2 separate regions of the Homo sapiens genome follow, and region 1 is linked to region 2. Evidence: read pairs that join two places in POLR2A ChIA-PET (ENCODE). Cell type or tissue: PC-9. All regions are shown on one strand. Each heading gives the region's core, and the rest is flanking DNA. Links, peaks and the distances in the headings are about the cores only. Region 1 overlaps ATL3 (atlastin GTPase 3). Region 2 overlaps STX5 (syntaxin 5).

Evidence for each region. Peaks named below come from ENCODE experiments on the same cell type or tissue, not always from the same donor. Only the 100,000 strongest peaks of a DNase experiment are listed, where the experiment ranks them.
Region 1: POLR2A ChIA-PET joins it to region 2 with 13 read pairs; 2 of 35 experiments call an interaction of 5 or more read pairs at or near these places.

The regions. Positions count from the first base shown.
Region 1 is chr11:63,619,543-63,624,919 of GRCh38, forward strand. It overlaps ATL3 (atlastin GTPase 3), which reads right to left. Exons shown (of 13, transcript NM_015459.5): 13 at 4,545-5,377. All of the region lies in intron 1 of LNCROPM (lncRNA regulator of PLAAT3 mediated phospholipid metabolism), which reads left to right. Among named protein-coding and RNA genes, the nearest start is that of LNCROPM, 5.9 kb to the left of the region's middle. In PC-9, for the core only: no CTCF peak of the experiment used is centred there; a DNase peak (open chromatin) is centred at 3,059.
Region 2 is chr11:62,805,855-62,811,231 of GRCh38, forward strand. It overlaps STX5 (syntaxin 5), which reads right to left. Exons shown (of 11, transcript NM_003164.5): 11 at 1,006-1,774. The coding sequence ends at 1,615. Among named protein-coding and RNA genes, the nearest start is that of NXF1, 3.1 kb to the left of the region's middle. RefSeq lists enhancers at 1-34, 55-104. In PC-9, for the core only: no CTCF peak of the experiment used is centred there; no DNase peak of the experiment used is centred there; H3K4me3 peaks cover 396 bases; H3K27ac peaks cover 587 bases.

The sequences.
Region 1 (5,377 bases), core at 274-5,273, 810 kb after region 2:
GCTTGAACCCGGGAGATGGAGGTTGCAGTGAGCCGAGATATGCCACTGCACTCCAGCCTGGGCAACAGAGTGAGACTCTGTCTCAAAATAAAAAAATGTAAAAAAAAAAATACATTCCCCAAAGACAGAGCAACAAATGAAATGATGCTTATAAAGTGCTGAGCCCTCAGATCACGAGGTCAGGAGATTGAGACCATCCTGGCTAACATGGTGAAACCCCGTCTCTACTAAAAATACAAAAAATTAGCTTGGAATGGTAGCAGCGCCTGTAGTCCCAGCTACTTGGGAGGCTGAGGCAGAATGGTGTGAACCCGGAAGGCGGAGCTTGCAGTGAGCTGAGATCGTGCCACTGCACTCCAGCCTGGGTGACAGAGGGAGACTCCGTCTCAAAAAATAAAATAAAATAAAATAAAATAAAAATAAAGTGCTGAGCCTGACGTCTGGCACGTGGTAAATCCTCACACAACACACGGTGGCTGTTATTAACATGAGAATAGGTATGTGCCCATCAACATCACATGATCTTCACCAGCTTTCTGACAAGGAGACTCAGAGGCAATATAAATACCATAGCTTTATGTGCCTTATCACTCATCAAACAAATTACGGAGCACCCTGAGCCAGGGACTGACTATAAGGTCATCCAAACCCAGGATGGACAGGTTCGGTTTTGAGGCAGCCGGGCTGACTTCTGCCTTTCCTCACCCTCTGCTTCCAGAAGCACCCAGATGTCACCTCCCTTATCTTTTCCTGTTGCTGTGCCAGAAAAAAAGCAAAACAAAACCAAAAAAAAATCATACTGGGAAGGGGGAACAGTACTGAGGGCTATGTATTTTCACTTCTCACACAGTTCTCAAAAGAGGAGCTCTCTAAGAAAGGCCCCGGGACTTACTGAGAAACTGCCCCATGATGCCACACCATCACCAACAAGACGGTCCTTACCCCCCGCACAGAGCAGGTGGACAGGTGGACTGTGATGCCAGGATCCAACTAGTGTCCACCTCCAAAGCTTCCAGGCTTTTCTGCATAGCATGGCTATGAAGCCCCATTCCTCTTGTGATAAGGAGGAAACTATTAATTTTTTTTTTTTTTTGAGACGGAGTCTTGCTATGTCTCCCAGACTAGAGTGTTGGAGTGCAGTGGCATGATCTCAGCTCACTGCAACCTGCGCCTCCCAGGTTCAAGCGATTCTCCTGCCTCAGTCTCCCAAGTAGCTGGGATTACAGGCCCACGCTACCACGCCTAATTTTTGTATTTTTAGTACAGACAGGGTTTTATCATTTTGGCCAGGCTGGTCTCGAATTCCTGAACTCAGATGATCTGCCTGCCTCAGCCTCCCAAAGTGCTGGGATTACAGGCATGAGCCACCATGCCTGGCCAGTTTTTAAGTATTTGTAATCTCTCCATTCTCTGCCTTCTAAGGAGGATAGATGGATCCTCCAGAATCCATTGTTTTGCTGACTCTCTGAGGAGGAATAGCTGAGCAGGTGGGAGAAAATTGCACAGGCTAATTTGCTTTGCAGGCCTAATAGGCCCAATGGGGAATCTGAGCAAGCTGGGTGACACACAGGAAGGCCAGGGCAGGAGAAAGAAAGGGTGCAAGGGTGACGAGAGAAAGTGAACAGGGAAACTGCATTTTGTTTTTTTTTTTTTTTTTTTAGGGAAACTGCATTTAAAGGGAAGCTGTTTGCAATGCTTCTTTGCACACAAGGAACAGAATCCACAAAGTTCACAACAAGGAACAGAAACCACAAATTTCACAACATGACAACATTCAAAATGGGAGTATGTCTCAAGTGCTCCACCAGCCAGCTGAATGCAGGGTTTTCACAGGTGTAAAACATGTGACTATGCCAATTTTGATAGTTTCCTCTGACCAGAAAAATCAGGCTTTTATGAAAGAAACCAAAAGTGAAGTATAACTTCCTTCTGAATCCCCTTTGAAACCCAAGTCCTACTGAAGAGGAAAGAGAACAAATCCCTATTGAAATGCCCTGAAGAGCTTCCACTGCCTAAATGTGCAGCATAACCATCTCTACCTTCTCTTTAAAAAAAACATTCTAGAGGCTGGGCACGGTGGCTCACGCCTGTAATCCCAGCACTTTGGGAGGCTGAGGCGGGCGGATCACAAGGTCAGGAGTTCGAGACCAGCCTGACCAACACGGTGAAACCCCATCTCTACTAAAAATACAAAAATTAGCATGGTGGTGCGTGCCTGTAATTCCAGCTACTCAGGAGGCTGAGGCAAGAGAATCGCTTGAACCCGGGAGGCATAGGTTGCAGTGAGCCGAGATTGAGCCACTGCACTCCAGCCTAGGCACAGAGCGAGACTCTGTCTCAAAAAAAATAAGATAAAAATAAAAATAAAACATTCCAGAAGGCCAGGACTGGTGGCTCACGCCTGTAATCCCAGCACGTTGGGAGGCCAAGGTGGGTGGATCACATGAGGTCAGGAGTTCAAGACCAGCCTGGCCAACATGGCGAAATCCCGCCTCTACCAAAAATACAAAAATTAACTGGGCATGGCAGCGGGCGCCTGTAATCCCAGCTACTCAGGAGACTGAAGCAGGAGAATCGCTTGAACCCGGGAGGCGGAGGTTACAATGAGCCAAGATTGCACCACTGCACTCCAGCCTTGACGACAGAGCAAGACTCAGTCTCAGAGAAACAAACAACAACAACAAAAAAATTCCAGAACCTTTAACCTGGGAAATGTCCAGGTTTTGTGTCTCTTGTTGTTCAATGGCCATTGTTAACTGGAATTGGTTATCTGTAATGGATTATTTGTTTTGGTCTGCCCAGCAGTCTTTCATTTGGTGACTCCATGTGGTTCTGGTGGAGCTGTCAGTCATAGCACGTGGTCATCACTCTGACTACAGACACCTGCACCCTAGGTCTGGCTGGTTATAATGCCTCAGAGGCCAGGCTAGTGTTGACCATGGAAGGAGCATGACTCAAGCCAAACAAATCAGAAGCCTTCTCTGGAATGGAGATATACACACGTGTTTTTTCATAGGTAGCTCAAAAAAAAAAAAAGCCTGTTTCCTCAGGGCACATTAAAGTGGGATGACATAAACCTGGAACCACTGGTGCCTGTCCTCCCCTGGGGCATGGAGGAAACCTATCTGCAACAGCAGATAAATAGGTCACTGAACACTGAAATAAGAGCCCTGTTGACATTTGAGTTCCTCCAGTGCCTGATGTCAGCTTTACCCCTATATGTCCGATTACAAGAAACTTTTTCCCAGTTAACAATTTTTTCCTTCTTTAAGCTAATTAGAGTTGGACTTGTCTTTTGCAAAGTGATATATGATAATCAAAAGCAAGAATGTCAATGCGCCAAAGACAAGCCAGCTTGCTTGACTGCTCCCCATCTATACAGGACCGCATTCGTCACCCTGGTCCTTCCTTCTCCCCAGTTTATGCTGAGAGCGTCTACACATCAGTGTAGATGGTGGCACCCAAGTCCTGAATCTTTGTTTTCACCATACTCTTCACATCATCAGCCTCTGAGTTTGCCCCTTCCCTGCTAAACTGTGATGAACTCAAGGGCAGCACCTGGCAAAGCACCTGACACATGGTAACAACCAGGGATGGATGGTTGGATAGAGAAAGTCTGCTGATCCCACCCAGTGTTTCCAACTTGGGAAGAAATCTTTTTACTGTAGGGCTAAATGGGGTATGTCTAGCTATTTGTCGTATTTGAGAAGTTCAATTCAATCTCCTCACTGTGTCCATCAGTGAAAGAGAAAGCTTTAAGTAGAGATTTACGTTCCCTGCCCCCACCCCTGAAGAGCAACTGTTTAATCAGCTGGCTCCAGATGGGGCAACTAAATGAAAGTGCTACAAATTCAGAGGTCTTCACAAGTCCATGTTACTGTAAATGAAATTTGCGTAATTTTTTTTGAGAGACAGGGTCTTGCTGTTGCCCAGGCTGCAGTACAGTGATGGGACCGTAATTCACTGCTGCCTCCAACTCCTGGGCTCAAGTGATCATCCTGCCTCAGCCTCCAGAGCAGCTAGGACTACAGGTGCGCACCGTCATGCCTGGGTTTGTTTTTTGTTTTTTCCAGAGACGGGGTGGAAGGTGTCTCCATATGTTGCCCAAGCTGGTCTCAAAACTCTTGGGCTCAAGTGATCATCCTGCCTCAGCCTCCCGAGTAGCTAGGACTACAGGTGGGTGCCACTATGCACTTTTATTTTGTAGAGACAGAGGTGGAAAGTGTCTCCATATGTTGCCCAAGCTGGTCTCAAATTCCTGGGCTCAAGCATTTCTCCCACCTCAGCCTCCCAAAGTGCTGATTACAGGAGTGAGCCACGACACCTGGCCCTTGTGCTCACTTTTAAGCAACCCTGCCAACAATAGAGCCTTCTCCAGGACTATGCTAGTAAGACACTTGTTCAGTGTCGTTTTGTAGGACAGAGAAAGCTAACTCAAACCACATTGCCACTATCCCGTCAGAAGTCTTATTCACTTTGCCAAGCCAAACTATTTCACAGAACCTCCCATATTAAAAACACAGAGAAAGAAAACACAGATAACATGGTGTTGTGATCTTTATTCCATTAAATGATCTTACAAATTGGAGTAAAACAGAAACATGCTTTTAATATACTAATAGCATAATCTCATCCCATTGCACTTTTTAAAAACTATATTAAGTTTCAAAGCCACTCAAAGGCAAGGGTCTAGCAGACAGTACTTTTAACAAATCATTTTTTAAAATAAAAAAACCTGAGGAAAATTTGTGTATGTACAAGATTAGTATTAACTCCTTTAAGGCTTACATCCATGACAGCATGTATCTAATTAGAAAGCTATGGGAATCAATGCTACCTTCCCTTGCTCATAAAAACATTTAAACTGTAGTTCTGGCACACGAAATTTGCCCCAAAGAAAAATGTCTTTCAAAGCCCTTCTGTCCCTAGATCTGTTTTGCAAAGTTTCTGATATGGGGTACTTAGGTCACTAATGACAGGAATTAGGATCTTGTCTTCTTTCTTGTTCATTATTTTTATTTGTGGCTTAATGTTTCACCTGTATGTGAAAGATTTGGGGGTTCAAGTCACAGTGCTGAATTTTACTTTTTAAAAGAAAAACTATCAAAAATTGCTTTTAAAAAATCCTAATTACATTAGAAAATAGGATACCTGTACATTCATTTTTCAGAGAAGGCACTATGACAATGGAGAAAAACAGCTTTAAAGAGCTTAGATAATCCTCTGAATTAAAGGCATTCTTACTACTTCTGAACACAGAAAACGCCTGGGGATTGTACTGGCAAGAGACCACCTATTCTAAACCTCAGGTACAAAGTGTCCACTTGCCTCCAGACAATACTGAATTGTACTTTCTCCTTGGTACTTCCCATTCGAT
Region 2 (5,377 bases), core at 193-5,192:
CTATACCTCGCTTTCTTCGCCTATAAGATGGATTAACAAATCACGAAGTTGAGAATTAGAATGTGAGCTCGAACGTTGACTAATTAAGGGCTTTTTTTCCTCGAGGGCTTGACTCGGCAGGTACTATGCCTGGCACATGGTAAAAACTCAACATATATTTGTGAAATAAATGAATTTGTGTTATGAATTTCCCCCACCCCGCCCCGCCCTGAGTTGCTGAGTCAAATGATACGACATCTGTCAGGGGTTTGGCGAGCATTGTCTTCACAGACCTTCCATCAATGGCGTCCCCTACTAGAAACCCATCGTGTCAACGGGGCAGACAGTGAAGCTCACCAGCAGTGGCAACTTGCTGGAGATGCCGAGGAGGACATTTTAAAATATCAGGGCCTTGGGCTCTCCTAGACCCCCAAAAGCACCACCACCAGCCCCTGACTGTTGTCTCTATAGCTTCAACTTCCTTTGGAATGTATGAGACAGGGGCACTCGAGTGACCTCAGAATGTGGTTGTGAGTCTCGGTCAGGAAGAACAAAGCACACTAATCTCCCTGGACGGTGGGTATTCTGGGCAGGTGTCTCCATTCTCTGTGACTGGCTTTGATTTGGTGAAGTGCTTGGAGGGAATCAAAAGCCTCAACTGGAGTTGGGAACAAATTCTTCACCTTCCACTCCTGGAAGCAGGCAGAGCTTCTGCCTCGCTTAGCTCAAGGAAGAATTACGGCCAAATAGTTGGAGGATACAGATGAAACAGGTCCAAACACTGCTTGAGATAGTCCTGGAAGTTGCCCCCAATCAGGGACCCCCTCTGGGATCCTGCTCCCCTGTGTGAAAGGAAGTTTCCACGCTAATGAAGTGTTGCAACACTTGGTTCTCCCCTGCCTAGAGGCAGCTGTGTGTCAGAGCCCAAAATAGCCTGTGTCAGCAGTGATACCTGGCAGAGCCATTAGCCCAACCCTTTCAGTTCTGGTACTGGGCAGTGGGCTCTCTCCACTCGCTGCCTAGGCCCTTCGACGCTCCCACCCAGAAATGATGACATGGCTAGTGAGGCTGACAGTCTTGCTGTAATTGGGAGAAAACGAGCTGCAGCACATTTGGCAGATTGAGTCACCAGCAGCCAATGTCAGGGGTTGTGCAGGCAGCTGAAGGGCTCAGGGCTCCCTGCCTCACATGGTGAAAGAGGAAGAAAGAGGTCAATTGGGAAAATTGGTCCCTGGGGCTGCTTCCTCTCTTCACTCACAGGAAGGTGGGTAAGGGCATCATCTCCCTTTGCTGCCAACGCTTCCTTTGGGAGAGGCTGGAGAGGGTTTATAAAAATCTCCTAGTGGAAACAACCTCCCCCACTGGCCCCCAGCTGGCCTCTGCTCCCTTCCAGTCACTTCACAGCAGAGTTCAAATCTAGAACCCTGTGTGTTTCATAGGCCTGAGGGTGGTGGGGGGAGGACAGGGTGGCCAGAGGCAAGGGGTGGGGGATCAGGGGCAGTGGTCATTCTTAGCAGTTCCAGGGAAACAGGGCCTTTCTCCCAAGTACCCTGCACAGGCTCAGTGGCAGCACTGGCCACTTGCCTTCCCAGGAGGGTCCCAAACCCCAACAGAGTGCCTCAGAGTAGAGAGGGTTCAAGCAAGGAAGACCACAAAGATGATGAAGAAGACAATGAGGATGAGGAAGATTTTGACCATGAGCCACCGGTTGGAGGTGACAGACTGGAAGTACTTGAGGATCTCTGAATGGGCGGCCTCAACGTCCAGCTGGGCTCCTAGCACGTTCTCGTCGATCCTGGGGACAAGGCCGGGAGAAGAGGAAACAAAAGGACACTGGATTAAAAAGAATGCTGTTGAAGTCCATTTATTGACATGGAAAGATGGTCACAATATGATCCCATTCTTATATATATTTGTGTATAGAAAAGGCTTTGGAAGGGTACTATAAACAAGTTATTTCTGGTTTGAAAACCAACTCTGCCATTTATTAGCTTAAGACTCTAAGTTAGTCTAACTTCAAGCTTCATTTTCCTCACCGGCAAAATGAGGATAACCCAAACCCTACCTTCTCTCAGGCTACTGTCTGTCTTCAATGAGTTAGTATAAAGTCCCTAACCCACAAGAGCCCCGAAAATGTTAGTTACAATTTTTCCTCATCAGTATTTACATTTTTATCTGGTGAGTATGTATTATATTTATTGTAAGGGGAAAAATGTTCACAGACCATTGCAGTCAGGAAATCATGGTTCTGAGTGAAAAAGGAAAACATAATGACACGGACAGGAAATCAGGGGATAAAAAAAGCTCTATGGCCAACCATGGTGGCTCAGGCCAGTAATCCCAGCACTTTGGGAGGCTGAGGTGGGCAGATGGCTTGAGCTCACGAGTTTGAGACCAGCCTAGGCAACATGGCAAAACCCCATCTCTGCAAAAAATACAAAAATTAGCTGGGTGTGCTGGTGTGACCCTACAGTCCCAGCTACTCGGGAGGCTGAGGTGGGAGGATAGCTTGAACCCAGGAGGTTGAGGAGCTTGATGCTGCAGTGAGATTGTGCCACTGCACTCCAGCATGGGTGACATAGCAAGACTGCCTCAGGGGGAAAAAAAAAAAAAAACACCAAAAAAAAAGGTATATGGACCCTAGTTTTGGCCAGGCTGTAATCCCAGCACTTTGGTAGGCCCAGGCAGGAGGATCACTTGAGCCTAGGAGTTGGAGACCAGCTTGAACAACATGGTAAGACACTTGTCTCTACTAAAAAAATAATAATAAATAAGTATATTGGAGGATGTGAGTAGATTACATGCAAATATGACAAGATTTTATGGGACTTGCGGATGCATGGATTTTGGTTTCCTCTGGGGCTCTTGGAGCCAATGCCCCACAATACCAAGGGATGAGTGTGCTTAATCTGATAGTTAGCACCTTGAACAAGTGATTAAATTGACATCAGCAATAAAAGGGATAACCTCATCAAGTGCCTACTAATGTAATCATCGCAGCACTAATTTAATCAGTGTTAGATTTAATTTAACATTGAACAAAACAAGTTGATGTCATGAAAAATAAAACAAAAGGCCCACTGAAGACACACATCAAATACAAAATGTGAATCTTCCTGGGTCTTAAATTGAAAGAAAAAAGATAAAAACTTTTGTTTTAAATATCAAATGGGGGCCGGACATGGTGGCTCACACCTGTAATCCCAGCACTTTGGGAGGCCGAGGCAGGCCGATCACGAAGTCAGGAGATTGAGACCATTCAGGCTAACATGGTGAAACACTGTCTCTACTAAAAATACAAAAAATTAGCCGGGCATGGTGGCGGGCACCTGTAGTCCCGGCTATTCGGGAGGCTGAGGCAGGAGAATGGCTTGAACCCAGGAGGTGGAGCTTGCAGTGAGCCGAGATCGTGCCACTGCACTCCAGCCTGGGTGACAGAGCGAGACTCCGTCTCAAAAAAAAAAAAAAAAAAAAATCAGATGGGGAAACTTGAACATGGGCTGATTACTGGATCATGTTGGAGAACTGTTAATTTTCTTAGTTTGAAAATGACATTATGGGCAGGGCGTGGTGGCTCACACCTGTAATCCCAGCACTTTGGGAGGCCGAGGTGGGTGCATCACGAGGTCAGGAGATGGAGACCATCCTGGCTAACACGGTGAAACCCCGTCTCTACTAAAAATACAAAAAATTAGCCAGGCGTGGTGGCGGGCGCCTGTAGTCCCAGCTACTCAGGAGGCTGAGGCAGGAGAATGGTGTGAACCTGGGAGGCAGAGCTTGCAGTGAGTGGAGATCGCACCATTGCACTCCAGCCTGGGAAACAGAGCAAGACTCTGTCTCAAAAAAAAAAAAAAAAAAAAAAAAAAAAAAAAGACATTATGGCTGTTCAGGAGAATGCCTTATTATTAGCATGCTGTAGTATCTAGGAATAAAACAGCATGAAATTTGCACCTACTTTCAAATAATTCGGCAAAAGAAAGAGGGGAAAGGCTGAATGTGGTGGCTCACGCCGATAATCCCAGCACTCTGGGAGGCTGAGGTGGGCGGATCACAAGTTCAGGGGTTTGAGACCCGCCTGACCAACATAGTGAAAACCTGTCTCTACTAAAAATACAAAAATTAGCTGGATGTGGTGACGTGCACCTGTAACCCCAGCTACTCAGGAGGCTGAGGCAGGAGAACCACTTGAACCCGGGAGGCGGAGATTGCAGTGAGCTGAGATCTCGCACCACTGCACTCCAACCTGGGTGACAGAGCAAGACTCCATCTCAAAAAAAAAAAAAAAAAAGAAAGAAAAAGAAAAAAAGTGACAAAATGTTAACAATTGGTGGCCAGATCTGGCCAACGCCTGTAATCCCAGCACTTTGGGAAGCCAAGGTGGCTGGATTGCTTGAGTTCAGGAGTTCAAGAACAGCCTGGGGAATATAGGAGACTCTGTCTCTACAAAAAAATTTAAAAATTAGCTGGACATGGTGGCATGTACCTGTTATCCCAGCTACTGGGGAGGCTGAGGTGGGGGGATCACTTGTGCCCAGGAGTTTGAGGCTGCAGTGAGCCATTATTGCGCTACTGCACTATAGCCTGAGTGACAGAGTGTCACCTTGTCTCAAAAGAAAAGAAAAAAACAAATATGAAAACAAAAAAAGTTAGTGACTACAGGTGAAGGGAATATGAGTGTTTATTGTGCTATCCTCCCAACTTTTCTGTAGTTTGAATATTTTATGAGGTGAAAAGGAAAATGACTGAGCAACATTAGATCAGTGGTTTTCACACCTTAGGAAAAATAAGAATCACCTGTTGAATTCTCAAATATAAAAATTCTCAAGTGTCACAACCAGAAATTCTAGGTTGGGGCCCAAGAATCTGCATCCCAAAAAACTTCAGACTTAATCAGTGGTTTCTAGAGCAAGTGCTGAAACCCAGATCCACTGGCATGCAGGGAGGAAGCATATGAATGTCTACACCTATTTTAAAGATGGCATCCTTTCATAAATTTATTTTGTATATGGTTGCCCATAAATTCTACTTCCTTATTTCTTTTATGCTCCAACATACTGTAAAATTGCTACTGAGCCATTCCACTGAAAATACTGGCACTGATCCAATTAATTCAAGCCCCTCCTGACTCAAACACATCCTTACCTCGAACTTTCTTTCTCAGGAGCAAGGAGAAATAACCACTCCTTAAAATTCTTCTATCCCAAGTTCTAAGGACACATTTCTCTCTCTGCTTTCTTCTCTCATCTTCCTCAACCTTCCTCCTCAGTCTGGCCAGATTCTTCCCTTCTCTACATACCCCCTGACTCCATGGGGGATCTGTCCTGACCTTTTTTTCACTTTACCCAGTCTCTGGGTGGTCTATGCCCAGGGTTTCACCAAGAGGCCACTGTCCTAAGTC